Regions from separate parts of the Mus musculus genome. Here regions 1, 2, 4, 5, 6 and 7 are each linked to region 3. A link is a loop called in an ENCODE intact Hi-C map of the cell type or tissue named here. Cell type or tissue: heart. All regions are shown on one strand. Region 1 overlaps Cobl (cordon-bleu WH2 repeat). Region 2 overlaps Ddc (dopa decarboxylase). Region 3 overlaps Cobl (cordon-bleu WH2 repeat). Region 4 has its middle 2.9 kb from the start of Fignl1. Region 5 overlaps Grb10 (growth factor receptor bound protein 10). Region 6 holds the start of Grb10 (growth factor receptor bound protein 10). Region 7 overlaps Grb10 (growth factor receptor bound protein 10).

Region 1 (4,000 bases), 68 kb before region 3:
GACCTATGCAGGCAGTGGAGGAAATGTCATCCATGAGCCAAACAATGAGCGAGCATTGGAAAGAACTAACCTATTGACATCACGATCACAGACTTTTAACCTTCAGAGCTGGCAGAGAGGGCATGGCTTGTTTGAGCTGCTGATATGTAATAACAGCCCCAGCAAGGCAGGGGACTCTTGTATGGTGTGGCTGAGGAGAAGAGTCTAAGTCTAGTCTTGAGAACTGTCCATGTCTGGGAAGTATGTAAGCATGGTGATTTGGCTAAATCTCTGCACTTGCTGTTGGATAGAGTTTTAACACACATATCAACTGGTGGCTGTGGACCCAGTCCATGAGCTTCAAATATGACCAGACCACTGGCTGTATACCTCAAATGGTAAGGGCTGCCATCCTCTGCGTTCTCCTTTTGTTGGTATATGGGCAGTTTTCAGAGGTAAAAAGGGGAAGCCAGAGACAATGCACAACACCGGCCCATACACTGGCAGGCATAATGAAGGCAGGAAATAGAATACAAGCTAAGTGCGTGGGACATGACTGGCAAGGAACAAGTCTAGGCATAGGGATGAACTTGTCTTTGGCCTCAGACAAGTTACTCTGTGCCAAAGTTTTCTTATTTGTAAACTGAGGATGTTAACAATAGCTCTGACTTGTTAGGGCTCTGATAAAGATTGAAGAATTAACCTATAAAAATGGGGGCCCCCAGTAGCTTTTTTTTTTACCTCATGCCTTTACCCTATGAGTAGTGAATCCATGGAGTACAAAACCCTGTCCGTCTCCAGCTGAGTCCTTCTTGCAGACCCACTATGTACCACCTTCTAGTTGTCACGTGCTCCACAGGCTTCAAACATCCAATGGATGCAGAAATAAGTATAAAGTTAATGATAAAGGAGGAAGCCGGAACATATTAATATGATAGCATGAGATTCTGACCTGTCCAAAGATAGGTAACTCTCCATTTTAATGATGGTTTGATCATGCTCTCCTCAATTTTCAGACCTCCTTCTTGTGGCAAATTAGGAATCATGGTGGTTTGATATACAATGTATTCCATATGTCCATGCATTTCAATACATTTTCTCCAAATGGTAGTGCTTCTTTTAAAGGTTATGGAACTTTAGGAGGTAGAGCCTTGCTGGAGGATGTTGGTCATCAGGGGTGGAGCCTTCATGTTTCATAGCTGGCTCGACCTCTTGTTCACTCTTTGCTTCTTAACTAAGATGCAACGTGACCAGTGCCTCATGCTCCTGCTAACATGCCCTGATACCTCAAAATGTGCTCCAAAAGAAACTCTCCCTCCATTAAGTGGTGTTTTCTTAGGTATCTGGTCATAGTTACCTAAGACAGACAATAAAAGAGGCCAACAACGATTCCTGGGAAAACTAAATGGACAGATTCACAGTTCTTCTTACAAAGCCAAACATAGACTCATGAATATCTTGAGTGAGGCAAACTGGCAGGCACAAGGTAATAATATCATATACTGTGCCAGCTTATACACTGAGATGTGCACACACACGGTGCACTTATGTCTGCATGCATGAATGTATACGTGTTACGAATGTACATATGGACATAGTGTGCCCACAACAGTGATGAATGCATGGCAATGAATGTATATGACATGGATACTCATATGTGTTGTGTATGCCTCCACATATGTTTACAGTGTGCATCAGTGTGTTTCTAAATTATGCATGTGTATATGTATAAATGATACAAAGATATAGTAGCACACACACACACACACACACACACACACACACATAAGCTCACAGTCATAATGTGACCACATACTAGTCACCTCAGCAGCAGCAGATGGAGAATCTACTAAGCTGAGTACAGGCCTTCCCATAACTGTGTGATTTCAGGCAAATCGGTTGATTCTTTTGGCTTTATTTCATTCTTTGTGCGACTAGAGAGGGACCAGCTTTAAGACTGTAGTCACCGAGCCTGCTTGTTCTGTGTGACCGGCACAAAAGCAAAGCCCTGGGGTTTATGTTTTGTATCTTTGTTTCCATTCTGCAGAGCAGTACACTAACAGGATAACCAGAGCTCCCCCTGGTGGTTGTATTTATGCAGCCAAAACCACTTGTTTTCCAAAGATGCCTTAAATAAACCAGCCCCTTAGGGACCACCAAGCTTGCAAAGAATGTGGGTTGGTGGGCATTACTTCTCACTGGAGCCTGGAAAGATTCTGCCCTGGCACCCACGCTGCCAACTCCCCAGAAGGAGACTGGTTGAAGCTGGCCCTGTCAGTTGGCTGTCAGGTGGGGTTAGGATAGCAAAGAGGACGGTTAACAAATGTATGAGCAACACATTTATGGCTCCCTGACAGGAGAAAACAACACTAAGAATAGTCTCACATTTCCTCTGGAAACGGATAGGGGGACAGAGGTCACCTTCTTGTGTGCATATTTACACATCTGCATTTTCATATATATATATATATATATATATATCTAGATGACTACATGGAATACATGCCCTATCCAGTTTTCCTTCTCCCTAGATCAAGGCAACTTCATTATAAGGGACATTAATTTCAACAACTACAATTCAATAATCTCCTAGTTAACTCCTAGAATGGTGTTTTACCTCTCATTTAACTTACAGTGTCACTAGAAACTATGTTTTGCTAGAATCCTAACTGGATTTATATATAACACTGACATACAGTGGTATATATAGATATGTGAATAATGTGTTATTTGTCCACAAAATATGCATATTTGCAGAGTAAAAATGGCTATGAATCACAGAAAGAAACGTTTGAGACACTGTGGCATAAATTAAGTTTGCTTATTTAAAAAAAAAACTGAGGAGAAGAAAAAAAATGTTGGAAAGAGAGGCTGTCAATGAGGTGCTTCAGAGTTCAGGCAGCACATAGCAAAAAGAGAAACTGGCCATGAAAACAAAGGCTCTTTATTGCTACCAAGAACCACCCATTCTCCTGCGCAAACAGAAGCTTCTATTAATAGCATATACTTAATTTTACACCTCTGTCCACCTCTGGTCAGACAGCGAGGAGCCTGACTGTAAGACACAATTACTCTCCCTTTAATTCTCTAAGTGGAAAGGCAGCACCTCCAAGAGTCCTAGGTGCCAATATGAATGTCAGGGTCAAGGAGACCAGAAGGCTTCCATTTTGAGCAGAGGGGCACCTGCTGCTCAGTTTGCCTGGAGGGACATAGGTCTGTGTGGAAGGCTTCTCATATGCTCCAGCAGGGAATAGCATTCTGAGTTAAACCAAACTTTTACACAGGAAACATTATTGAGCAGCAAGGCCATGTAATTATAATCACACCGTGTGTGCATGTGCGTGCATGTGTGTGTGTGCATGTGCATGTGCGTGTATATGTATCCCTGCCACGCACTCTGGTGGAGTCAGCTTGACCTTCTCCTGTTTTCAGCTTTGTGTGAGGCAGGGGATATTTTACCTTCTCCTAGGCCACTTCCTCCTATATCCCACCAGAAGATGCAGGAGTTCTTGAATTCTAGTCTATTCCAGGCCCAAGAAGAATGTGTGGTGCACATCAATTCTTCCATCTGGACTCAGGTTTGGGTTATTTTTCTCTCACATTTCTCCTTTCACTCAATTTACAACTATCCAATGTTCATAATCCTGAAAGCTCTTCCTCTTTCTGTGTCCTTTTCCTCTTTCCTTTCTTCTGTTCTTTACTGGAGATTATTGGCAGACACTGTCTTCTGATGGTTATGCAGCTTCGTGCATTATGATAAAAGGAACTATTTCCTTAAGAAGAAGAAGAAGACAAAAGGCTAGACGTTACTTGAGTGTCTTAAAATTGGAATATACATAGAAGTGACGATGTAAAGGGGACCACTCCGTCAGCAAGTACTGACTCCATCCAGCCAATGAAGAGAAAGATGACCTCATTCCAAAGAGGCTTCCTGAGCCTCACACTTGCACTAGTTAGGCCTTGGTTTTCAGTGAAATGTTTGAAGTTTGCTTGTTGTTTAGGCATTGCGACTAATGAGGTA
Region 2 (4,000 bases), 540 kb before region 3:
AGACAGTGATGAGCAGGGCCTTTTGAGTAACATGGTTGTGTAAGTCTCTGCAAAGATAGCTTACTCCCGTGCCGATCTGGGCAGGCTTCCCTCCCAAGGAGAACACAGAACTCAGGTACCCGCTCTGCACAGGAATCTTGTGGAGGTATATATAGCCAGATGACTAGGACAGTGGGGTTTGTTTATCAACCCGGTTCCCAGATGTGCTGATGTTGTGTGTCCACAGGTGACCTGGTTACTGAGGCCACAGGCAACTCAGCAGAGGATTACAGTTCCAGAGGTATTGGATGGACTCTTGGCATTGGGTCAAGAGGAAAGCATCCAATCACATCAGAGGAAACTGGGCAGCAAGTCCATGGAGGAGAGTCTACTGGGCCAGTCAGCCAGCCAGCGCGGCCTGCTTAGCACCACAGGTCATGTTCTGTAGCCCTTGGCAACTGGTACACAACTTTGCTTGTGGATGTCCTGAATAATACTTTATTGTGTTCAACAAAAACAAAGATGGCTGACACTGGCATAACATACCTTTAGCCGGAAGCAGACCAACCCAAGAATGACTTCTGTGCAAATTTCAAAGCGAGGGTCCTGGCGTACCAGTGACTCAAACTCATGAGACAGCTCCACGTGCTGGAAAAAGGGAAGGGAAACTTGCTGTCTTTCTCATCACAACTTTAGCCTAACCCTGGCCACCCAGTACCTTATAGGGCTGCACATCTATTAGTCATTCACATGCGCTGAGCAATGTCCTGCATCCTCACCAGCATTTCCCACATAGGTTGAGAAGAAACTCATCTGCCCTATACCACAAGGATTCCAGCTTCCTCAAAAAAAAAAAAAAAAAAAAAAAACCTCATTTTCTTCTGTCCATGGATCTATGTTTTAACCCCCTTCCGTTTATAATTTTATAATAAACATTATAAAGAAGTAGTTGAAGATTCTAAAAGAAAAAAAGGCCACCTTGACCTCCTCATGATAGCTTTATTAATTTGTAGATAGGAAACTGAGACCCTGCAAGAACAAGTGTCATAGCGTAGGCCTCAGTCATACCTGGGCTCAGCTGAGATTCACATCAGCTGCATCTGATGTGTACACTGGGGTATCACTTCTGCAGTAAATGGGATAGTGATCCCAGCCTGATTCCAACTTACAGACAGGAATCACCCTAACCTGCCACATTCAAGAGCTGTGTCCCCTCTGGTGTGATGGTGTGTGCCTGTAATCACAGCACCTGGAAGATTCTATGAGCCTGAGGCCAACCTGATCGACATACTGAGCCCCAGGCCAACCTGATCGACATACTGAGCCTGAGGCCAACCTGATCGACATACTGAGCCCCAGGCCAACCAAGGCTACATACTGAGACCCTAGCTCCAAAATAATAAAATAATTAAAAGGAAAAAGAAAACGCTATGTGATCGCATTGAATACACCAACTTATTTAATCTCTAGATGTTTAAAGAATTCAAAAACTGATTAAAACCACATATGAACATTTGCTCACTCTCCAAGGGCACACTTAGCTAATTGGAGCCTCCTGGCATCCAGCACTACCTTCCACAAGGCCCATCCTTTAGAGGAGCTGAAGCACACACAGCTTGTTTGGTCATAGATGCCACAGAAGCAATTGTCTCAAGTCTTCCCACCAGAGGGCACCAAAGATTCAGGACTAAAATGCTCTTCAATTAGCTCAAGCCTAGGAACGCCATCTTTGACCATTCCTATGGTCTCCTGTGAAGGCTGGATTGGGGCCTTTCCAGAAAGAGGTGTGGTGTGTCTTTAACCTGGCACAAGCTAATCGCAGTGAGCTGTCCTGAACTGAGAGTCATCACCACCTTTGACTGATAAACCACTTGGGGTTTCTTTCTTATTACACACAAGTTGACTCACCCTCCTTATCCCGTTTGCAATTGGATCAGGGACTATCTAGAAATCTACACACACTCTAGGTTTCTAGTTCTTTCCCCTGTGTAGCTTCTTACACTGCTCAATGTTTGCATACATTTCCTTACAACAGTTTTGTGACCTGGACAGATGCCAGTTTAGAAGAGACACGGGTACTCTTCTAACAACTGCTTTTCTGCATCCTGTCATAGAAGAGGGCCCGAGACACTCAGCCCCTGCCTTTAGCTGCACATCTGGTAATGCAGTGGGACTTAAGGGGAAAGCTGTCACCACCACAGGCTGGAAACCACAGGCATGCTTGCCTCATCAAGATGATGTTGTGGCTTAGAAAGGACTCAGCTGAAGTCACTGGGCCCTCTGCATCTGACTAAATGGGTAGACATGTCCTGGCTCATACTCAGGGCTTAGCCTGGAAACAAACAAACAAACAAAAAAAGTAGGGTAGTAGGACTTAGAATAATAAGCGGCTCCTCAAGCTACTTTAAGGCACATCATAGTGACTGGGTGGCTTATTGGAACCGAAGTTCCATACTGCCCAGAAAGCCTCCTTGAGACAAAAGGACTAGATGGTATCTATCCCAACCAACTCAAAGGTTTTCTTAGTTTGGGAGGTTTGGGTTGTTGTTGCTGCTGTTGTTCGTTTGCTTGCTTGTTTTATTTCATTTTGTTTGGCGGTAGTGGGGGAGAAAAACATTATGCTCTCATTACTAGTATTGCTCCGTCAAAATTACTGCTGGATGGATACGTGGAAAACATTAAATTTACACACTGCTTTTAATTAACTTCCTGGAGCTGATAACCTATATTCTAATGAAAGTGTCTTAGAAGATACATAGAACCAGTTTGTGAGTGCCTTAATCGTAAAGGCCCAAACTACTGCCTGATTCCAACGCTGTGCTTAAGGAAAAAAAAAAAAAAAAAAAAAAAAAAAACGCTCTTTCAGACAACAGCAGATCATGGCTGCTCTCACTCTCTTTCCAGCCTGAACTTTCCAGCCCCGGGCTGGGCCTCCCCTCCCCTCCCCTCCCCTCCCCTCCCCCAGAAGCTCTTTCCTATGTAATCCAGACATTTTGGCCTCTCGCTCCCCCTCACTCCCCCCTCTCTGCATTCTCTCTCCCTGAACGCGCATGCTCTTTCTCGCTTTCTCTTCCCCCTCCCCTCTGTCTCGCTCCTCGTGGCGCCTCGTTCCTTGGGACCAGTGAACTCGCCCCAGAGCTGCTTCCCAAGAAACCTGCCTTTATTCAAACCTGGTTTGAATTGACTCGTTTCACTGGGGGAGAATAACTTATCACATCCATTCCTCTGTCCCCAAAGGCCTGTCCCTTCTAGGAAATTGTCTGTCTCTGCTTGTATATGAAAATTCTGATGCCCTCATGTTTATGAAAGGGCCTCATGATGTACTTTTCAGAGCTTATCCCTGTTGTTAGGCAATGCATGATGGTGTTTGCTTACAAAGACACCTGAATTCGTTTCTGAGTTTCCTACGACCGACCGTTAGAACATTAGATAAACAAAGAAGGCAGTCACCTTTCGGATGTAAGCCTGCAGCCCCTTGACTCCGTACATTCTAAAAACAAACCACATTTTCAAAGAGCGAAATCGTCGCCCCAGTGGGATCTGCCAGTGCTGAAATAAAATATAAAGAACCCGTCAGTGAGAACAGTGCAAACAGCCAGGCTCCTTTTCAGCTTCCCAGTCAGCCGGTTTCTTCTGGAAGCAGCCAGTTTCCTATAGAATGGCCGTTTCCCAGCCGGGAAGGCGTACAACTTGTTGTGTGAGCTGGGGAGAAGAGAGGGAGAAGCTGCCTTCACATCCTGTGGAGATGAGGACAGAAGAAACACTGAACGAGAGGCACTGAAGTTTACCATTTTCAACGCACAAATGTCTGCTGAGTACACCCCAGAGGAGGCACTCCAGGAAGAAATAGGAATGATGTGGTCCTGCCCTAGGCAGCTTCCGAGGGGGCAGGAGGTCATCCAGGCAGAGAGAGGGTGCTGAACTCCTTGTGTGTCTGCCTTTCTCTGCCTGGATGCACTGAAGCTGCACTCTGAAACAGTATCAGCGCCTTTGTCTCACTGACCTCTGGGGAGTGACCCCT
Region 3 (4,000 bases):
TGGATTCCTGGCCACCAAGAGATGAGTAGTCTCTGAAACATTTTTCCTATGAGCAGCTACCTTATATAAGCCCAAAAGCAACAGGCTAATCAACTATGAACTGAAATCTTCAAAATGTGACCTAAGATAAACCTTTCTACTTTTTAAATGGAAGAGGAGGAGGGAAGGGGGAAAAGGGAGAGAGGGAGGGAAGAGAGAAAGGGAGGGGCAGAGACAGAGAGAGCAACAGAGACAAAGAGTATTTATGGAGATGGAACACAAGATCACATACATAAAAGGACAGGCTAACATGCATCCCAGATTGTCTTACTTTTCTGACTTTAACATGCATGTGCACATGTGTGGGTGTGCATGCAGAGACCACATGTGAATGGTAGAGCTCTATTGCTCTCCACTCTTTACTTTTAAGAGTCGCTGGGATTCTCCTGTTTCTGCCTCCCTCCCAGTGTTGGGATTACAGGCACACATTGCCAAACTTAAACATGAGTGGGTGCTGGCAAGTCTGAACCCAGTCATGCTTGTGTGGCAAACACTTTACCCACCCCAAGCCATCTTTGTAATCTCCCTGTCTTAAGCTATGTTACTTCAGTAACACATGCTGATAAACACATCTCTAATTGGACAATTAGAAACCTAGCGAACTCTGGCATTCCAGATGTTTTGGGTGCTGACAGGATGCTTATGTTTCCCACTGTGAAGCCTCTCAGATTTTGAACTTTTAAATTAAGGACTATCAGCTAGAAAACCAAACACAAATACTGCAGATATTTCTTCTGCCAAGTATTTTGGATAAGGGGAACTAATCTGAGCTCTCACTGCAAATACTTTGGGAGGAGAATTCGCTGAAGCTTTAAACATAAATGTCTCTGTAGTGGCTTCCACACTGGCCTGAGGAGGGGCATAGTATGATTATTTTATTTCTAATATGATTTTCCCGTTTGTTATTTCATGGGGGGCACATATTGAGGTCAGGCAGAGAACAACTTGTGCAGTCACTTGTCTTCTGCCATGTGGGTCCCAGGAATTGAACCCAGGTCCTCATACTTTGCATGCTGAGTCATCTCATCAGCCTAATGTGAACACTTTGATTACCACTTTTCACAAGTACAGAGAATAAATATTTGATAATTCCTCTCAAATGTGTATCGAGGTCTATATACCTCTAGTGTATAAGTGTTTCACAACTAAGTCGTGGGAAAAGAAATGCAAAGCTGCACAGCTTCACAGGGGTATGGCGTTTGTTTCTGGCAGGGGCATGCCCTTCTGGGAATCAATGTAGTAACAGTCTTCTGAAAGCCATAACATTCCCAGATGCACTGATTCACTAATTCTTCTGCTAGCTCCATTAAAAAACAAAACAAACAAAAATCTTCCAAGGGAAACCAGTTTTGGAGACAATGGTGGACTGCATGAGTCAACAGCAAGGAGTGACAGATACATGAGCTTCATCAAGAAATGGCTGAGAGCCTGCACCGTGTCCCCCTCCTCAGCATCACGTTCTTCCCCTAAAGACTTTGGGTGGCGGTGATTTTGAATCCACCCAACACAGGGAAAGACAGCACTATGAGGTCAGAGTCCAGCTGCCAACAGACACTGCCCAGAGTCATTCATTCCCTGGCTGCACTGCAGATGGACCCCAGGGTCTGGTATGCTAGGCAAGGGCTTTCCACTGAGCTGGATGCCCGACTTCCTTTTATGGAAACACATCCAGCCTTCTCACTATGTTGCTATGAAAACAGGGCAAAAAAATTTTAAGCATATGATGTTAAATGAAGGAGGAAAGAAATGAAAGCTGCCAATCTGTTTGTGTGTCAGTGACTCTACCACTAAGAAAGGCTCAAAGTGACAAGAAACCTTGGTGACTGGAAGCATTTGATGGGATTCCCAGTCTGCTCATCCACATATTAGAGGCACAAATTGGACTCTGGGTAAAAAGACAAAGTGGGGAGGGAGATTAAGTTCAGAGCAATAGAGGGCGTTGTGGTCTTGGCAGAGTTAGAGTTGGGAAGTGGGCTGGATATGATAAAATTTACTGTATGACATTCTCAAAGAATAAATAAAAATATATTTTTAAAATTTCCATCTGCTATTCATTTTATAATTTTGAATAAATAATATAGAGATACAGTCTATACAAAATTGATTTCTAACAAAAGTTAGTTCTACTCTACAAGCACAGGGCTCAGCCTTCAGGGTATATTTTCTTATTAGCAATTTGTGAATGTTCCAGAAACATCTTGAGCTTTTCCAGGCTAGGACACGCCTGACTCCTTGTACTTGTGGGAACACTGACACCATGTGGTGGAGTCAGCTCTACACACACACTTCTGGCAACCTCTGGGAGTTCATTGTCTTACCCAGAGACCAGTGGCAGCTGGGAAGGAAGACGGGCTGGAATGCATGGGAAATCTGACACAATTTCTTTAAGATGGTATTTCTAATAACTGTTTCTAAGTTGTCCTGGGTTCATGGGCTTCCTTGATATTTTCTGGAGTCATAAATGTCTGGCATCAACAAAATCAGGGCCTGAGGGTAGAGACTAAAGCAAGTGTTGAATATAGAACCCACTGCCAAACACTGCAGGAGGCTCTGCCCACACAGGGGAGACAATGCCATGTTATCACAGTTTGTCCCATGAACTGAACAAAGCACATGAATAAACTGTCTCTAATTTCAATATTATTTATGTTTTGATCATTGATTCTTTGATACATGCATCAAAAAGCTTTTGGCTGCATGGTAGCAAGACTATAGTATCAATGAGGCTCTTAATGAATTTTAGATTGGTGCATTTGTAGAAATTATTTTTAAGCAAATGATGGGGACTGTTAAAGGTAGATTATATCTCATGGCTAACTCTAGACAAGGTCTGTTCCTTGCTCAGGGTTCCTTTACTAATGACAAGTTCTCTGAAGTACATTCCCCTGGGTGGGCATAGAAAGAGTATCTTCCTGGAAAGTGTGGGATTTCAAGAAAAGTATTTGAAGTGATTAGAAAGGTACTAAGTATATTTTATGAGATACAAATGACAAATGAAGCTAAATCTTGGAACAAAGTAAACTTCAGTTTACAGAAACTGAATTTGCCTGAGAAGAGGGTTACGCAGACCATCTACATTCATACTGTTTTTTGTTTGTTTCATAGACATAATAAACTACTTAAAGCTTTTTAAGAAAAAGCAGTCAAAAATATCTGCAGCCTCTCTGATAAGGCTCCACTGTGTTCACCATTTCATAAGGCTTCCTGTGAGGGGTGCTAGCTGAGCCCTGCAAAGACTCAAAGCAGCCCGATGGGAGAGGAGTACCCAAGACTCACAAAGCCATTGCCACACAGCTTGTAAAGCAATACACAGCCCTTCACAGGGCCTAGAAATATTAGGTATCAAGAGATGGATCATTTGCAGCTTATCACTGGATCTACATACTGGCAGTCAACACAGTCCACAGTATAACTAGGAGGGGGACAGCTGCCTTCAGTCCTTCAAAATAGAGAGCATACAACATTATGAGGACTCCTGTGACCCCAATGGCTGATGCAATTGGATCCTGCCCTCTGGTCAGTTAAGGGTGTACTTGCCTGCAGGGGACAACAGCAAAGTGACAAGAAATGGTAGCACAGTGTTCTTAAGAAATGCACAAATGGACTCAACAAGTCCAGCAGATTTGATCAATCATCCACCTCTGGAAGTAGGGTTTCTGTGTCTGTGATTGGAAGATTAAAAGAGATCATACAACTAGGCTAGGTCAAGCTGGGCCATCTGCTCCTAGGCTTCCATTGTTTCCAAAATGAGTGGCTCACCTAGCAGATCAAAGCTTCATTTTCAGACTTTGTTTTACATTATTTGTTTTTACATTACAACTACCCATGGACTTTTCTAATAGAAATCACATATCCCAGAGATTACTCCATATCAATAGGTAATCATCTTTTTCTTCCCTCACAAGTCTGCAGTCCTCAATCATACTGAATGGTGGCTGTTTAACCTCTCAGTCCCCCACTG
Region 4 (4,000 bases), 550 kb before region 3:
GTACTTTTCTTTTATTCATCCTATCTCCTTCAAATACTGACCAACACTCCTAACCCTGCTTGCTCTACGGCTCTGGGCATTTTTAATCAGGCTGAAGACCTTCCTTACCCATGCAGCCATTCCCAGGCCTGCATTGTTGAGCCTGCCTGCCTTTCTGACCTTTAACTCCAAAAGCATGGTCTCTTTTCCCCTTATCCGTCTGCCTCCTCCAGAGGCTGCCAACATGTCTAGCTTGTCTTATTTTTCCCCTAAATTCAAAATTGCCTTTCGGTTTCCTACTGAGTCTGGGTTTTGTTTTGTTTTAATTATTTTTTTATAAGACCAGGAATCCTGCAAAAAGCAACATTATTCTCTGGCGTCCGTCTTTTTTAAATTGGCTTTGTTAGGCTCACAACCCAGTGTCTACTGTGGAAGAGTTTAAGGCTTAAGCTATGCAAGTAGTAAACTTGCTGACCGAGAACACAAACTGCTTTTGATAGACTCTATTTTCATGGTCAGAAGTTATTGGACCTGCAAGAAAGAAATTGCCACCTAAGCAGACAGAACTGGTCCTTGGTGGGAGAGCTTCTTCTTGTTTATGTATTTATGAGTTTATAACCATAATCTCAGACAATGCTTGTTACAGTTCAGCTGGCTAATTTGTTTTGATCAGAGAAAATAAAATGATCCCAAATAATATGCATCCTCTGCCAGAAAAATTGTGTTTGTAAGCTAGCAAGATGTCTCAGGTAAAGGTATTTATTTCCTGTGCAACCTTGGTGGCCTTAGTGTGGCTTCCAGAACCCACGAAAAAGTGGAAGGATTCAAAACAACTCCACACAGTTGTCCTTTGACTTCTAGGCACATGTCCTTTCCCCACAAACACACAATAATAAGTGTTTATAAAACTGTGTTTGGCCGGGCATGGTGGCACACGCCTTTAATCCCAGCACTCGGGAGGCAGAGGCAGGCAGATTTCTGAGTTCGAGGCCAGAGGTCTACAAAGTGAGTTCCAGGACAGCCAGGGAAACCCTGTCTCAGGGAAGAAAAAAAAAAACTATGTTTGTAAGCAATGTGAGAAGTGGGCTGTTGTAGAGATAGGAAAGAAGATGGGACAAAATTAAATCTGTCTCTTTTTCTGAGATTCCCCGAGTACAGTTGGATCCTGAAATCCACTTCAAACATGCCTTGGTGAAAGAGGACCCGTGAAGATTGGAGATGTAGCCAGCCATTCCTCGGATATACAGTCTAACATGAATGGAACATACAGTCCTAATGAAAAGTTTTCATTAGACGGTGCTCTCCCCTACGACCAGAGGCAGAATTTTAACAAGTCTGACAAAGTTCTCGTTAGCCTTTATATTCCCGAACGGGGCAACCTTCACTCTACAAAACAGAACAAGAGCCGGTACTGGGCAGGAACAGAAGGGTGAGCTTCGTAACGCAGGGAGCCGAGCCTGTCGGAAAGGAGCTGACAGGTTGATTCAGCTCACTTCAGCTCATTTCTCTTGTGAGGTTAGAGCAGACTTAGTCAAGCTGAGGTAGTTTGGCCTCTGGCTGCTGTGAATTTGCTGTGTTTAGGAAAAACTGGTCCATGTGTGGACTCTTCTGCTTCTAGTTTGAACAGGCTATGGGGTCATGCCATAATTCTTCTTGTGACTGTTTATTGCATGTCTGCTTTGGGGAACAACACAAGTTTCTTTAAAAAGACCTTTTCAAATATTACCAGTTTATGCAAGCAACTTACTTTGCTAGTAATTTTGTATTGTTTTTCCCATTACTTTTTACAAGGGTAGGTTATGGCACACAGAGAGAAGTGCTCAAGAAACAGATTTTGATACCAAAGAAGTAAACACTATTAATATTTGGGAATTTATATTATTCATTTAAAAAAATTAATACAGCAATCATTAGGCCAAAATGCTATTGGGTAAGTACCATGTTTCCTCAAATGTGAACTTTCTGAGTAGAATACCAGTAATACCATTTTTGAGTTTATGCCATTGATTGGATTCAATCAATGTTAAAAGTTCAATCCTGCCTTGCCTTGGGGTCTTGTCCTATATCCCTTTCCCAGGTCCTTCTATCTCGGCCTTTTCTGTGTGCTGACTCGTATTCAGTCAGCCTGACTTGGATCTCCAGTTCCAGGAAGCCTTTTCTCTGCTACGTTCTAAACAAGAGATGTTCCAGGATAAGCCTTTTGTTGGCTGTCTGCTGTGTCCAGATAAGTCTAGGGCTTTCTCAGCTCCAGGTTGAAGTGCCTGGAATCAGTGAAAACCTGAGGTCTAGCATCACGCATCACTGCCACCAGAGGTCACTGTGCTCCAGTGAGCAACTGCAGTAGGCACAGATTTAAATGCACTTGCTACGCGTCCCGGCATTCTCAATTCGCTTTTGTTTGGTTGGTTTTGATTTTTCAAGACAAGGTTTCTGTGTGTAGCCTTGACTGTCCTGGAACTCGCTTTATAGGTCAAGGTGGCCTTGAACTCAAGAGATCTGCCCACCTGCCTCTGGCTTCTAAGCACTGGAAGCAGTAAAGCACTAAAGCACTATGCCTGCCTGGCTTTGGAATACTGACTTCTATCTGAATAATGTATAGTTGGGATCAAAGGCAAGGTTTACCCAGGAAGATAAATGGATCTTGTCCCATAAGCACCAAATCCCAACCCCCACCCCCCACCCCCCACTGCCATGCAGCTTACCTCATAGAATTTTTCCTTTTTTTTTTTTTTTTTTTTTTGTTTGTTTGTTTTTTGTTTTTCGAGACAGGGTTTCTCTGTATAGCCCTGGCTGTCCTGGAACTCACTTTGTAGACCAGGCTGGCCTCGAACTCAGAAATCCGCCTGCCTCTGCCTCCCGAGTGCTGGGATTAAAGGCGTGCGCCACCACGCCCAGCTATGGAATTTTTTAAATAGGTATTGAGTTGCTATTTTTAAATGTGGATAGCAGCACCTGGCATAGAGTAAGTGCGGGTGTATGATTTTGTTAACTGGGAGGAAGCGCTTCTTCCTGTTTCTAGGGCTGGGTGTTTTGGTGTCTGAGCACCATGTTGAAGAAAGGCCAAGAAGATGGGATGTGCTGCTAGCAACTTGACACAAAGCTAGAGTCATTTGGGAAGAGGAAAATGCTCTCACTAGATTGACCTGTGGGACATTTTCTTGATTGAAGATTTATATGGGAAGACTGGCCTCACTATAGGCAGTGCCACCCCTGGACTGATGTGGCCTCATTACTGTAAGAAAGCAAACTGAGTAAAACAACATTACCCCATGCCCTCTTCATCAGGTCCTGCCTTGAGTACTTCCTTGACTTCTTTCATTGATGGGCTGTGATGTGGAAGTGGGAGCCAAATCAACCCTTTCCTTCTCTAGTTGCTTTTGATCGTGGTGTTTTATCATAGCACTAGAAACTCTAATAAGACAGTGGATGCACTAAAAATGAGCCGTAGTTAGACAAGACTGTACCCTTCCTGGGTTTGAACATAAGCTGAGATCTTAGACTCTATTCCCTAAAGATTCAGAACGTTTAGATAACCCCTACCTCCCATTTATGCAGTCTAGGATCCAAGCCCAAGGGAAGATGCCACCGGGGGGCTGATTTTCACCACCTCAAGTAACATAATCAATATAATCTCTCAGAGTGTGGCCATATGCAACCTAAATTAGAAATTCCCTGGAGGCATGTCTCCTCGACGATTCTAGATCCTATCAAGTGGATACTCCATATAAACGACCATACCTGTTAGTAACACAAGGACCTCATGTGAATGCCGTTGACAATTCTAAAGTCTCCAAAGGACCAAAATACACTTATGCTGGGACTGCGGAGATGGCTAAGTAGCTAAGAGTGCACACTGGTCTTGTAGAAAACCCACTTGGTTTTTAGCACCCACAATTAGAAGGGTTATAATTGCCTATAACTGTAGCTCTAGAGGATAGAATGGCCTCTTCTGGCCTCCTTGTGCAACATGCACACACGCACACACATATACACACACAATTAAAAATAAATCTACAAAAAA
Region 5 (4,000 bases), 330 kb before region 3:
ACGTCATAAGTATGGAACTGTCTGGTTTTTGTGGGACCACAAAGGTTGAAAGTCAGTGAATTCAGACTGTCGCCCAAATGTCACCTAATTCTAAAATTCAAAAGATGCACTGTTCTCTGAAATTTCCAAAGCTCAGTTCTGGGTGGTAATTACATGACACTGAGAAGTGTAACCGGTGATGGAAATCCTTAGGAGAGGGTTTAAGAACAAAAATAACTCACATTTTAATTCTACCAATCTGGCACTACTCCTACCCCCTTCAGACTGGTAGTGAAATTGCCATTAACTCCATCTGCTGCCTTCTTCTAACCGTTAGTACGCAATTCTTAATACTGCTAGGCAGGAGCTATAATCCCTGATTTCTAGTCCAGACATGGGGAGTGGCAAGAAGCACAACAGGAATTCAGTTGTAAGTCTACATGGGGACCTCATACCTATCCCCACAATTAAGTGCATAGTTGTGTGAAACCCTAAATGGGAAGTGTCACTTAAATGGGAAGTCTTGCTTCTCAGGACTGATGAAAAGGAAAATCTCAGTCATCCCAACCCCAGCCCATCACCTCCCCATCCTCATCCCAGCCCATCACCTCCCCATCCTCACCCCAGCCCATCTCCTCCCCATCCTCATCCCAGCCCATCACCTCCCCATCCTCACCCCAGCTCATCATCTCCCCATCCTCACCCCAGCCCATCACCTCCCCATCCTCACCCCAGCCCATCACCTCCCCATCCTCACCCCAGCCCATCACCTCCCCATCCTCACCCCAGCCCATCATCTCCCCCATCCTCACCCCATCTGATGGATATGAGGGGCTAAAAGGTAACGCACAGGACCATTACCAAGTATTCCACCCCAGCCAACACCACCAAACGCAAAAAAACAAAACAAAACAACCCCCCCCTCCAAAAAAAAAAACCAAGACAAAAACCCAAAACAAACAAAAACAAAAAACAAAAAACAAAAAACAAAAAACAAAAAACAGGGACATGCAGAAAATGAAGGCCGAGGCTGAAGGCCCTGGCTACCAACAGGTCAAAATCCCTGCAGTCATTCACTACATTCCAAATTCAGACAGAACAAAAATGAAAAACACTCACTTTTTACTCACTGGTCCAGAAATGAAACTATTTGCTAATACAGACAGCAATGTCCCCAGCCAGCAGCTGCCTGGGTGAATGCTCTGTCCAGGCCTCTTATCAATACACTGGCCGTGGCTCCTGCCATCAACAGGAAAATGGCAGCTGATGAGAAGGGCAGTCAAAATGTAAACAGGTGATCTGACTGCTTCTCTGAAGATCTACGTCAATGGGGAAGGAATAGCGGCTATGGTCATGTGGACAATTTGTTGAGCTCAATCAAAAACATAGAAATGACGACAAGCTTTCTGTCATCCAATTTTAATTAATTGACATTTTCTTTCATTGAAATAAAAGGTTTTATGAATAAAGATTTACAGTGCCAATGTGCATTTATCCGAGGCTCCTATACTAGACTATTCTCCAGTGAGGTTTAAAAGATGACCAGGCCAACCTTAGTATCCTATTTCTAAGGAGAAAAAAGGTTCAGTTACCCCAGATGCCCATGTCTGCTTACAGCCCAAGCTGGTTCGCACAACCGCTGTCTACCACTTGGCTGAGAGCAGACGCTACGTCTCCACGTTCCAAATTTTCAGGTCTACGTGGGTACAGTTACTACTTGTTACATAATATCTTAAAAATCGAGATTAAAAATGGTTACATAATTCTATCCTACGGCTACGGTCCACCCAGGCTCGCGCGATCCCGGACTGTAGGCGAGCCGGGAGGCGAGCCGACAAGCGAGCGCCGGCAAGCAAGCGAGCCGACAGCCAGCCGCGCAACAGCGTGCCGAGCCCGAGGCCATTCGTGCTCGCGAGCTCGCAGGAGCTGCCCACCACTTGGACCATTGCAGATTTCGGGAGGTGAACCCTTTCCAAACGACCACCATGACTTCAGCATGTCTTCTCTTACCCCGAGTCCCCCGGAATGTTGAGGATGGCGGAGCCCACCTGCGTACCTGGAGAGCCGGCTAGCACAGACTTCGCCACACGGGGTCGCTGCGTGCGCGCTACCGGGGCCAGTGGACAGCTCCCGAACCCGGCAGCACCCAGCGCGTGGACAGCGCTCCTCATGGACAGCGCTCGGCCCCGCGGCTCGCTGGGGTTCGCCAAGGCTCCGCCCCAGCTAAGGGCCTACGGCTCAGAAAAAGGGCTCTGGAGCCTAGAGGAGCGCGGAGGCCCAGCAGGCACGCACCGACATGCGGCAACATGCGCTGACACGCAGCAACACGGGCCAACACGCGGCAACACGCGCCAACATACGTGTTACATGCGCCAACACTGGCCCACAGGCGCCAACACAAACCGGCACAGCGAACTAGCTCCTAAACGAACCGACAGGGCCGTGCCGCTCAGAGACGAATGATCGCGGCAGGCCGGCACGCGCCAACATAAGCCGGCACGCGCCAACACAGGCCTGCACGCGCTGGCACGCGCCTACAAACCAGCACGCGCTTCCAGAAACCGGCACGCGCCGGCACGCTCCAGGACAAATCGGCACGCGCCGGCACGCGCCAACGCGAGCCCGACACGCGCCAACGCGAGCCCGGCACGCGCCAACGCGAGCCTGGCACGCGCCAACGCGAGCCCGGCACGCGCCGGCATGCTCCGGAACGCGCCGGCACGCGCCAACACGGCTGACAGGCGCCCACACGCACAGACATAGGCAGACACGCGCCGACACGGGCCAACACGCTAAGCGAAGCAACACAGCCTCCCGAATAGCCATCCCAGCAAGGGGGCCAACCCCCCTCCACCTAAAAAAATGCCCGTCTGGACCCACCCCCATTATAGCCCAAGTGCTGGGAAGCCTGTCCTGCTGAGCTGGTCCCTGGTCCTCTACGGCTCTTCTCAGCTTCCAGGGAATTGACTGGGCACCCCTGACGACCGGGAGGACGAGGGACGCGGCTGGTCCTTGCGCACTACAGGAACCCTAGGACCAAACCCATGTGACGCAGCCACGCCCCGAGGCCCAGCGGGGGCCCTCTGCTGCCCAATCCCCGGATCCCTGGTTCTCATGGCAACCCTGAAGAACCTCTTGCTCCTAGCTTCTCGTCCTCCCCTCCCCCACTTCCCCCTTCGCTCTGATGGGCAAGAACAGGAACGGCGCCTGCAGCTCTCATGATGCCAAAAGTCCACCATGTCCACTGGTTAAACCACATACAGAGCTCAGGAATGGGTGGTGAATTACACCAGAAACACCATTTTCTTCACCTGCGAGAGGAGGGGAGCTCTGAGTGACCATGGCTAGAGAACCTCAGGATCCAGAATCATTTTCATCTCAAACCCTTCCCCCAAAATGTCAAAGCAGGAACATCAGAAAGGAAAGGCTCCTTTTGGAAGCCAACAAACACCCACCATTCTATCTCAGTGAGAAAGTGTGGTGCCATATATAGAATTAGCTAACAAAATAATACTCTATAGCAAGCATCTGCTATGCACTAGCTCTGTCTCTCTTACACATACACACAGGCAGACAGACAGACATACAGACAGCTGCAACAAAGGAAGCAACATATAAGCATTTAAGAGGATAGGAGATACTTGTGGTTTTACACACACACACACACACACACACACACACACACACACACTGCTTGTTAGTATCCTTGGGAGATTGGTTCTAGAACCCTACAGGTATCAAAATCTACAGATGCTCAAGTCTCTATAAGATAGATTTTTTTTTTTACATACAGCCTATGAGCATCTTCCCCATGTACTTTAAACCATCCTTAGACATCCCTAGATTTATAATGTCTTACACAATATAAATGCTTACAAATACTTGTTATAGTATATTATTTCTACATAATGACATGAAAAAGTCTGAGCATGGTCAAGAGAAAAGCAATTTTTCTGAATATTTTTGACTCAGTGTTAACTCAATTAGTGGATCCAGAATCCACAAATACAGAGCACCAAAG
Region 6 (4,000 bases), 320 kb before region 3:
GGTCTCCCCCGAGCTTTGTCCTTTGTTAGCTGGTACGGCCCAGGGCATACCAGTTAACATCCTGAGCCTTGGTTTCCAGACCTGTGAAATGGGGACCGTGGGGACCACAAAGTGGATAAAAAGCAACAGGGCTTTTGAAAGTGCCTTGTAAACTGCGAAATGCTACCTAAGGATCAGTGGCTACACTTCTCAGTTACGGCAATGCCTGCTGGGCTGCAACTCCGTCTGTCCTCAAATTCCCTCCCTGTAATGTGGCGACTGGCCCGTGCCAGTCTTTCAAAGGTTCCCAGTAAAACTCAAAAAAAGTATGTTCACTAATCTTAAAGTTTTGATTTTTTTTTTAAGATCAAAATTTGGTAGGCAAGACTCATTCCTGGGAGCACATTTGACCGCAGCACTCTTGGTGAAATACTCTCAGACTCCTTCATCCTTTGCCTTACACAATTCCCTCAGCTGCAGAAATCCAGAACTCGAGGTCCACTTCTGTAAAATAGGAACCTCACTAAAATATTAGCCTTAGTGTGTGCCCGCAGGGGTGCGGGGGGTGGGGGGGGGAATTTTAATGACTGGAGTTCTGGTAAAGCAGGGCGAAACGTTAAATTGAGCACCATTTCTGAAACTCAGGGGCTCCAAATGGCTGAATCAGCATTTTCTGAAACAAAGTCTTCTGGGCCTGGCCTTTTAAACAGCCGCAAAGGGAAAGTTGTGCAATAACACATATTTACTCACTAATGCTACTTGTTTTGGACTTATTCTTTGCATCTCTTGAATGAAACAGTTACAAAAAAAGAGTTTTTCAAAAACATCCTAAAGGACTAGAGCCTTGTAAAAATCACCTGTGGCTCTCCTACTTTTCGGTCAAAGCAAATGAAAAGAAGTTCGCGGGGTTTCTTCCAACGCCAAGAAAAGACAAATACATTTTTTTTTCCAAAGTGAAGAATACCCTAATTTCCATAACGCACATGCCGCAGGCCCTCGCCAGGCAGGCGTTTGGAGAGGCAATCAGCAAAGGCAGAGAGTTGCATCAGAAATTTCCTTCTGCAAACGGTACCGCTCTTATCACGTTTCCACCGCTGGCGGGCTGCTAGTTCGTGAGCCCTCAAACTTGGTGTTAGGCCCCAGCGACGGGTAGCGGGGCCACTAACAGACCCGAAGAAAGAAAGGGGTGGGGGTTGGGGAGTGTGTGTGGGGGGGTACGGAACCTCGGGCCGCGGTCCGGGCCGCGCTCGCTTGGGACTTGGGAGTGTCTGGCACCGCTGCCCGGTCCGCCTGGCGCGCGCGCCGAGGCCCGGGGCGCAGCGGGAGCACCCGCTTCTCCGGTGACCCCCGGGCGCCCACCCTCCTCCAGGGCGGTGGCCCCTGAAAGCGCGGCCGTGACCGCAGCCCCCGCCCGAGCCCCCCGAGCCGTCGCCGTCGGACAAGACGGCTCAAGAATGTGCCGCTCGGGGCCCCGCGCCTCCCCCCGTGGGCTGGAGCGCAGGGGAGAGCGTTGCGGGGCGCCGCAGCCGCGCGCCCGCCGCCCCGTCCCGCCATCCCGTGCCGCCCCGCCGGGGGCCCGGGGCGCCGCAGCCCCCCAGACCCCCCAAGGCGACGCCCTTCCGCCCGCCGCGCCTCGCGGGGCCCCGCGTCCCGATCGCGGGCGGCCCCGAGCGCAGACAATGACGGCGCGGGGAGCCGCCCGGCCGCCGGGCCCCGCGAGGCGCGGACCACAAAAGTAACTTGCCGCGGCTCCCCGCCCAACTCCTACCTGACGTGCAGCTCCTCGTCGCCTCCGCGTGGCCGCTGGCCACACGTTGCACGAGTCACAACGGAGAAAAACCGAAGGCAAAGCCGGACACTGGACGGTCCCAGTCGCCGTGCGTGAGACGGTGCGCGGAAACTTCGTGCTCCCGTGGGTCTCGGAACGCGAATCCCGCCCGCCACTGGTCGCAGCGCCCTTCCCTTCCTGCCGCCTCCCCGCACCCCACCCCCTCGATGGGCTTTAAACTCTCCGGGCCCCGCCCGCCCTCCCCGCCTCCGCCGCCGCCTCCGCCTCCTCCTCCCCCGGCCGCTTTTCCTGCTCCTCCTCCCGCCGCCGCCCGGACCGCTCGGCGGCCGCCAGCGCGGGAGGAGCCGCGGCCTGGGCGCAGGGCGTGGCGCGGGGGGCGCGGGCTCGCGGGGTTGGCGTGGCACGATGCTCTCCCGCCCGGGCGGGAGCGCGCCCACCATGCTTGCAGCGCGCGGGACCCCCGGCGCCACGCCACCGCCCCGGTGCGCGGCCGCGCCGGCGGAAGACCGACCGGACCTGTCCCGAGGGCCATTCGGAAGGGAATTGTTCGAAACTCAGAAAGTACTCCCCAACCGCACAGTTCAAACTCTTCCTGGGCTGCGGCCGCCCGACACCGTCGTGGGCAGCCCCGGGCCCGGACAAGGAAACTCGGGCTTGCTCACGGCGGGTCGGGTCCGAGCCTCACCTTTCTCAGCCTCAGTTTCGCCAGCTGCGTGTGAGTAGCCGAAGGAGGGAAGCCTGAGAGGCCCTTCATTGTTTTCTTGAGGCAGCCGAGCAAGCCTCGTGTCCTTTACCTCTGAAGTGGGGCCCTCGTGAAAGTAAAGCCCAGACGGGCCGTGCCCGGTTTCTAAAGTGACCCACGAAAAGGCAACGGGCTAATTTGATCGGCCCCTTCGAAATAATTCTTAATGTTGTGTCGCTTTTCTAGTACAGATAGGCTACCAATAATTACACCTTTTTCTTGAGTTTCGGCTTTGTAAAAGCAGCCCTGACCGTAAATCACCGTAGTTGAGAAGACACGTGGTGTGAAACATTTGTGAATTCTCCTTCTTCTCCCTCACTCAGGCCTCTGAGGTTTGTTCCTAGAACAACTGTAGAAAGTAGAGAGACTGAGCCTAAAAAGTAACTTCTTAAAAGTAACTTCTAGAAAGTCGAGAAGCTGGGAGTGGGCTCACAGCAAGGCAAAGATTTGAAAGCTGTGCTGTGTGCATTGTCCGACGCTCTTTTTGAGCACGGCTCGGTACCTCTTGCTTTTAACAGTGGTTTTTCCGACCTCAGATTGATGTAATCAATGAAAAGTTTTTCCTTTCCTATAACTGAACACTCACTCTTATTTCTGGCCGTTGGTCCAAGACTCAGAAACCTACAAGGTGAAAATCCAGAGAAAAGGATGTGAATAAGTCTTAGATTCCCGGGGAAAGGAACACAAGAAGTCTTTTGTAGACAAAGGACTCAAAAGCGAACCGAAGCAGAGAAAACTGGGCTAACTTTTCCCAAGTTGATTGGCTTCAAACTTTACAGTTTTCCTGCAGGGTCTCACCAACGATCCATACTGCACCGGACACAAAGCCTGTCGGGTCAGGGAACTTTTACAGAGGTTTGAAAGTTTCTACATACTTTCGCAATACTTTTCCCCCCTGAATCGATTTGTTGGTAAGTTCCAAACAGTGTGGACCCTTCAGCCCTCTACATATTGATGTTGCCTTTCCAAACATGGAGATGTTTTCTTATATAACAACCACATACCTTTCAAATCCACAGATTTATATTGGTACAAAACGTGTATTTAATCTAGGTTTAAACTTTTTTTCCCCCTCAGTTTATCTGATAATTTAGAGCATTGCTTTTTCTTACAAGACCAGTCCAGTGATCTAGGTGGAAAGTTTAATCTGTGTTTCTCAGGCATTACTACTAACTAGAATGGTATGGAGATAAATGTCAAGTATTTTCTTGATGTCAAAGCCCTGGACAGGCCTTCACCCCCAAATTTCCTGGATCCCTGTAGACCCATATAGCAGCGTTCTGAACAAAGGTTTTTGCCTTATTCTTGCTGTAGCCTTAGGGTTACAGTTAGCTCCAGTGTCGAGGGAGGCCCTGGCCAGTTCTGTGAGCAGATTACACTACTTCCATCTCATATCCAGACTCCCAGCGCCCCCTGCCCACACATTCCCCAGCAGAGGTATTACAGACTCACACATTGTAAGGGTAGCAGTGTATAAATGAGCCTGGAGA
Region 7 (4,000 bases), 380 kb before region 3:
AGTTCACTTATGAAAGGAGGGAACCAGAGGATGGCTAAGGAGAAGACCTCAGTGGGAACAGAAGTTACATTAGAGTTCATAAGTCTGGCACTGACAGGACAGTTCCAGAATCTGTGCCTGACACATCTACATTCAGGGTTAATTAACATATTTAAATTATTTTGTCCCCCAAACAATTATTTTGTTAACAATGAACCATTAAGAATTACCCATGCTTCTACTCAAAAGTAAGCATTTCTATGATGACAGATCATTTTGGAAGCAACACAGGGTGAAACGCAAAGTTCACTATACTAAAGAGTGTGTGTGTGTGTGAGAGAGAGAGAGAGAGGTCCATTCACTGACTAAAAGAACCAAGTTTTGCTCCATGCAGAGCTACTTCCTAAGCGTTTAGACAGAAAAGAGCCTTGTAAGACACCGAGCCCTCCCTATTTCTACTGCTCTATTCCTAGAGAAACCCACTGGCAACACAGTTCCTGGTCCGACAGCGCTCCCAGCCTCTGAGAAAATGAAATGGCTTGGTTCGTGCTGGCAGATTATCATTCATGGCTATTTTTCCCTGGGCTTGCTGTAGTCTTTGGCTGTGCCGACCCCTGGTGGCAGTCCCTGGTGTCTCCTGTCCTATTTCTTTTTTGGGGAACAGGTAAATTCCTGGGTTGGTTCTCTGTAGTAAAGCCAAAGCCAAAGCAATTCTGATACTATTCAAATATTATTCATATAAAGCAGGTAGATTCTAGAAGAGACAACACGTTCAGATTGCTGTCCTCTCCTCTGGAGTGGGTAATTTCTTCATCTGAATATACTGTACTGGGTGGTCTTTGAAAGGATACCAGGCTAATCTGAGAACATCCAATTACCAGGTTACGGTCTTCACTAATCAAATATAGCTGCTATGCTCAGATCCTCCAAATCTTTAAGCTTTTCAGAGCTGTCAAAATGAAAGTAAAGCCTCAAAGTTCTACAATGGTTTACTCAAAAACCAACTTTAATATGTCCTATGAGGACAATTACTAAGTTATATGTTCGGATTTTTTTTTTTTTTACAATTACTGATAAGACTTTACTTGAAGTTCCTAAAATTCAAATGTAGACTAAAAATGAAATCTTCTAAATTATGTTTAAACAGCTGATTCTTAAGGGTCTACACTAATTTTATTTTTTAAGTACTGGAGTTAGATATAATAAAATTATATTAGATTTTTTTTTAGAAAATTATAATATTTACTTATGGCAAGGCATGAATCACAGCAGTTGGGTGCTGGATAGAGGACAACGTCTAGGTTGATTTTCTCCTTCTAATTACAATGTGGGTCTGGGATTAAACTCAGGTTGTCAAGCTTGGAGGTGTCTTTCCCCGCTGACCTATCTTACCAGCCTCACTTTCAGTTCTTGTAAATGTTCTACAAGCTTATATTTTTCTCAGTGAGGACCTTGTGTGTCTTTTCTACCCGTGTGGCTAACTGCTAAACTGTTTTGTACTCCCGTGAACCTGAGCAGAGCTATCATAAACCATTTGGAAAAGGCTTTCTTCCAGTGAACAGAAGTGGAAGAAGGAGACAGACTGATATGCTCTGATGAAACAAGTTCCACAAGGGTACCTCTTCAGAAAGAATGCTAGGAAAGAAAAGAAAAATGGCTTCATAAAGGCAATTTCACCTCCAATGAATTTGTAAGAATGTGTTTCCTGAACAAACATGGCTGCCAAATAAAACTCTTAGTAGCTGTCTCCCTTCCATAAAGAGCCAAGTTGCAACTGGGCATGGACTTTGCCCCAAATATTTGAGGTCATCTGATCTAAAATTCACATCTCTTCTTGCTTCACTGTCATTAACAAACTCAAGGCTAGTTCTGTTTGGAAATATTGGAAATACATATAAATTTAGTTAAATAAATTCTTATTTGGCTCATAAGCCATGACTGGCAAATATCTCCCCCAAGTCAAGTGAGGTGTGCTGATCTGGAAAGGGTACGGAGAGGGGAGAGGTACAAGCAGAGGAGGCTCTCCCCGCCCGGGCATGCGGGCGTGCGTACCTTAGTACCTTAGCAAATAACACACTTCTTGGTTCATAGCACCATCTAGTGTCTTTTCTACGTGAACTGGAGCTTAACGGTGGTTCTGGGTTTTCTTCGCTACATTATTTTGTCTTAAAGACATTTGCATTATGCATGTGATGTATCCATTGTGGTGGCCCAATCTTCACAGTAAGCCCCCCTCCACGCCCCCCAGGAACACTCACCACCTTCCTTGTTTGCCCTGGCTGTACATCTCTTGGGAAATGAAGAGCTATAGGCAAGCTTGTGTGTCTATGTGACTTAATGACAGGGAAGGAAGAATTAAAAAGCATGTCTACCTGAGAAATTTCTGGTACTTAATTTTGGACCATGTTTTTGCTGCCGTTTTCCTGGACTTGAGTCAGATACAGACACACAGCACGTATTTGGTCTTTCTGATTAAGTGTGTGACCAGAATTGGTGACAGCACTTTGTTAACTGAACATGTTACCTTTTGTCATCCTAATAAGAGGATCTTCTTCTTTAAGCACCTTCTGTTTTTGTAAAGTCTTTTAAAAACTCAGTTACAAATCAGTATATATGCTACTTTGTTTGTTTTCTGATTGGTCATTTTGTGGCAATTGGTAAAAAGGCTTAAAGACAGAAATGATTATCAACACTCTTTTAAAGTACACTTGAAGCTAAAAACAATGACCTAGGGAACAATACTTCACTATAAAAAACAGTTGTTGGTATTGAACAACTGTCATTGTTCACACTCCAATCTGAGGGGGCAGAAATCAATCAATTAAACATGTGAGAAATGTTACAAAGGGAAGCACTAATTCACTAATATTTTATTATTAAGCATATTTAATAACTAAGTGAAAGATGTTAAAAAAATAAATGAAGGTACTATTAGTTTCCTTTAAGATTTCATATGTCCATGGATTCAAGTAACCACAGAGCAAAAACATTTGGGGGAAAAATCTATACACGTACATTAAATATCTGCAGATGATTTTTGCCATCCTTCTAAAGCAATGCAGTATAGCCTATAGCCTATAGTTCTATAGAATTAGGTGTTATAAATAATCAAGTAGTAACATATATAAAGTGTTCCTATTTTATAAGCAAACCCAACACCATTTTGTACTTGAAACACAAGCATCTATAGCTTTTAGGGATCTTGAAATATATGTGTACAAATGAAAAAGACTACACATATCTAGAAAGAAAGAGAAGGGAGGGTTTGAGGTGGCCAGAGTCTAGGGGGAGAGGATAAGGGCTGGCATTTATGGGTTTAGAGTTGCACCTGGAGAAGAGTTCTGTGGCTAGACCTGGGTAATGGCTACACACCAATATGACTACTTTTGCTTTGTTTTTTTGAGACATGCTCTGGCTATCTATTTCAGTTTCCAAGTCTTTGGAATATAGGCATGTACAACCACACATGGCTCTAACAGTTCCTACATTAAAAAAAAAACAATAAAAAAGCAATTTTAAACTTAAGACTTTAAGATACCTTCAAACATGGGCAATTAAGGTCCCAGTCTTATTGCTTTATTTAGGCAGGCCTCTGCTAGAATTAAGCAATGTTCCATGCTCAGACTTCAAAGACAGAACCCTGCTCTAGCCTTATGTTACCTTCCTCTCTCAGAGCTGCTCACTCACCACCCAGGGCCCACTTGTTCTGGGTTCTTGATCCTAGCCCCTGTGCACTTGATCCTTGTGTGGAGCAAAACCCTAAGAGTCTCTTTATCCCCAATTTAGAGCCACTTCCCTATTTTTTTTCTCAACTTGCCCAGCATTCCCCTCTCAAACATGCCTCATCTGAGGAGATTGAGGCAAGACAGGCATGGATGTTGCTCATGATGGCTATCATAGGTCTGGACTCATGCAAGTCAGACTTCAGAATGGCCTCAGGTGAACAGTGCTGATACCAGTGCAGCCAGGGAGAAATGTCACAGGGAATCCTTGAGAAAATCAATTTAAGGTAATGAAGGAA

What was found. Peaks named below come from ENCODE experiments on the same cell type or tissue, not always from the same donor. Only the 100,000 strongest peaks of a DNase experiment are listed, where the experiment ranks them.
Region 1: a loop joins it to region 3, with 3 times the contacts of the local background. A loop is called at or near these places in 5 of 42 quality-filtered maps.
Region 2: a loop joins it to region 3, with 5 times the contacts of the local background. A loop is called at or near these places in 13 of 42 quality-filtered maps.
Region 4: it touches region 3 in a loop (4-fold over the local background); 14 of 42 quality-filtered maps call a loop at or near these places.
Region 5: it touches region 3 in a loop (7-fold over the local background); 13 of 42 quality-filtered maps call a loop at or near these places.
Region 6: a loop joins it to region 3, with 5 times the contacts of the local background. A loop is called at or near these places in 13 of 42 quality-filtered maps.
Region 7: a loop joins it to region 3, with 2.6 times the contacts of the local background. A loop is called at or near these places in 4 of 42 quality-filtered maps.

What each region holds. Positions count from the first base shown.
Region 1 is chr11:12,289,525-12,293,524 of GRCm38, forward strand. All of the region lies in intron 9 of Cobl (cordon-bleu WH2 repeat), which reads right to left. Among named protein-coding and RNA genes, the nearest start is that of Gm12002, 23 kb to the right of the region's middle. In heart, no CTCF peak of the experiment used is centred here; a DNase peak (open chromatin) is centred at 2,077; H3K27ac peaks cover 526 bases.
Region 2 is chr11:11,818,766-11,822,765 of GRCm38, forward strand. It overlaps Ddc (dopa decarboxylase), which reads right to left. Exons shown (of 15, transcript NM_001190448.1): 12 at 3,430-3,528; 13 at 526-627. Among named protein-coding and RNA genes, the nearest start is that of Fignl1, 12 kb to the left of the region's middle. In heart, no CTCF peak of the experiment used is centred here; DNase peaks (open chromatin) are centred at 1,746 and 2,176; H3K4me3 peaks cover 938 bases; H3K27ac peaks cover 3,753 bases.
Region 3 is chr11:12,357,237-12,361,236 of GRCm38, forward strand. The region is part of intron 6 of Cobl (cordon-bleu WH2 repeat); the gene reads right to left. The region is part of intron 5 of Gm12002 (a long non-coding RNA gene); the gene reads left to right. Among named protein-coding and RNA genes, the nearest start is that of Gm30596, 25 kb to the right of the region's middle. In heart, a CTCF peak has its summit at 2,307; a DNase peak (open chromatin) is centred at 2,315; H3K27ac peaks cover 772 bases.
Region 4 is chr11:11,809,862-11,813,861 of GRCm38, forward strand. No RefSeq gene overlaps it. Among named protein-coding and RNA genes, the nearest start is that of Fignl1, 2.9 kb to the left of the region's middle. In heart, a CTCF peak has its summit at 2,292 (motif pointing right); a DNase peak (open chromatin) is centred at 2,300; H3K4me3 peaks cover 433 bases; H3K27ac peaks cover 2,675 bases.
Region 5 is chr11:12,023,803-12,027,802 of GRCm38, forward strand. The region is part of intron 1 of Grb10 (growth factor receptor bound protein 10); the gene reads right to left. Among named protein-coding and RNA genes, the nearest start is that of Grb10, 12 kb to the right of the region's middle. In heart, a CTCF peak has its summit at 2,057 (motif pointing right); a DNase peak (open chromatin) is centred at 2,169; H3K4me3 peaks cover 1,435 bases; H3K27me3 peaks cover 2,908 bases.
Region 6 is chr11:12,035,445-12,039,444 of GRCm38, forward strand. It overlaps Grb10 (growth factor receptor bound protein 10), which reads right to left and starts at 1,976. Exons shown (of 17, transcript NM_010345.4): 1 at 1,748-1,976. In heart, CTCF peaks have their summits at 1,802 and 3,950; DNase peaks (open chromatin) are centred at 1,257 and 1,897; H3K4me3 peaks cover 3,498 bases; H3K27ac peaks cover 4,000 bases; H3K27me3 peaks cover 2,527 bases.
Region 7 is chr11:11,973,019-11,977,018 of GRCm38, forward strand. All of the region lies in intron 2 of Grb10 (growth factor receptor bound protein 10), which reads right to left. Among named protein-coding and RNA genes, the nearest start is that of Grb10, 62 kb to the right of the region's middle. In heart, CTCF peaks have their summits at 573 (motif pointing left) and 2,076 (motif pointing left); a DNase peak (open chromatin) is centred at 523; H3K27ac peaks cover 495 bases.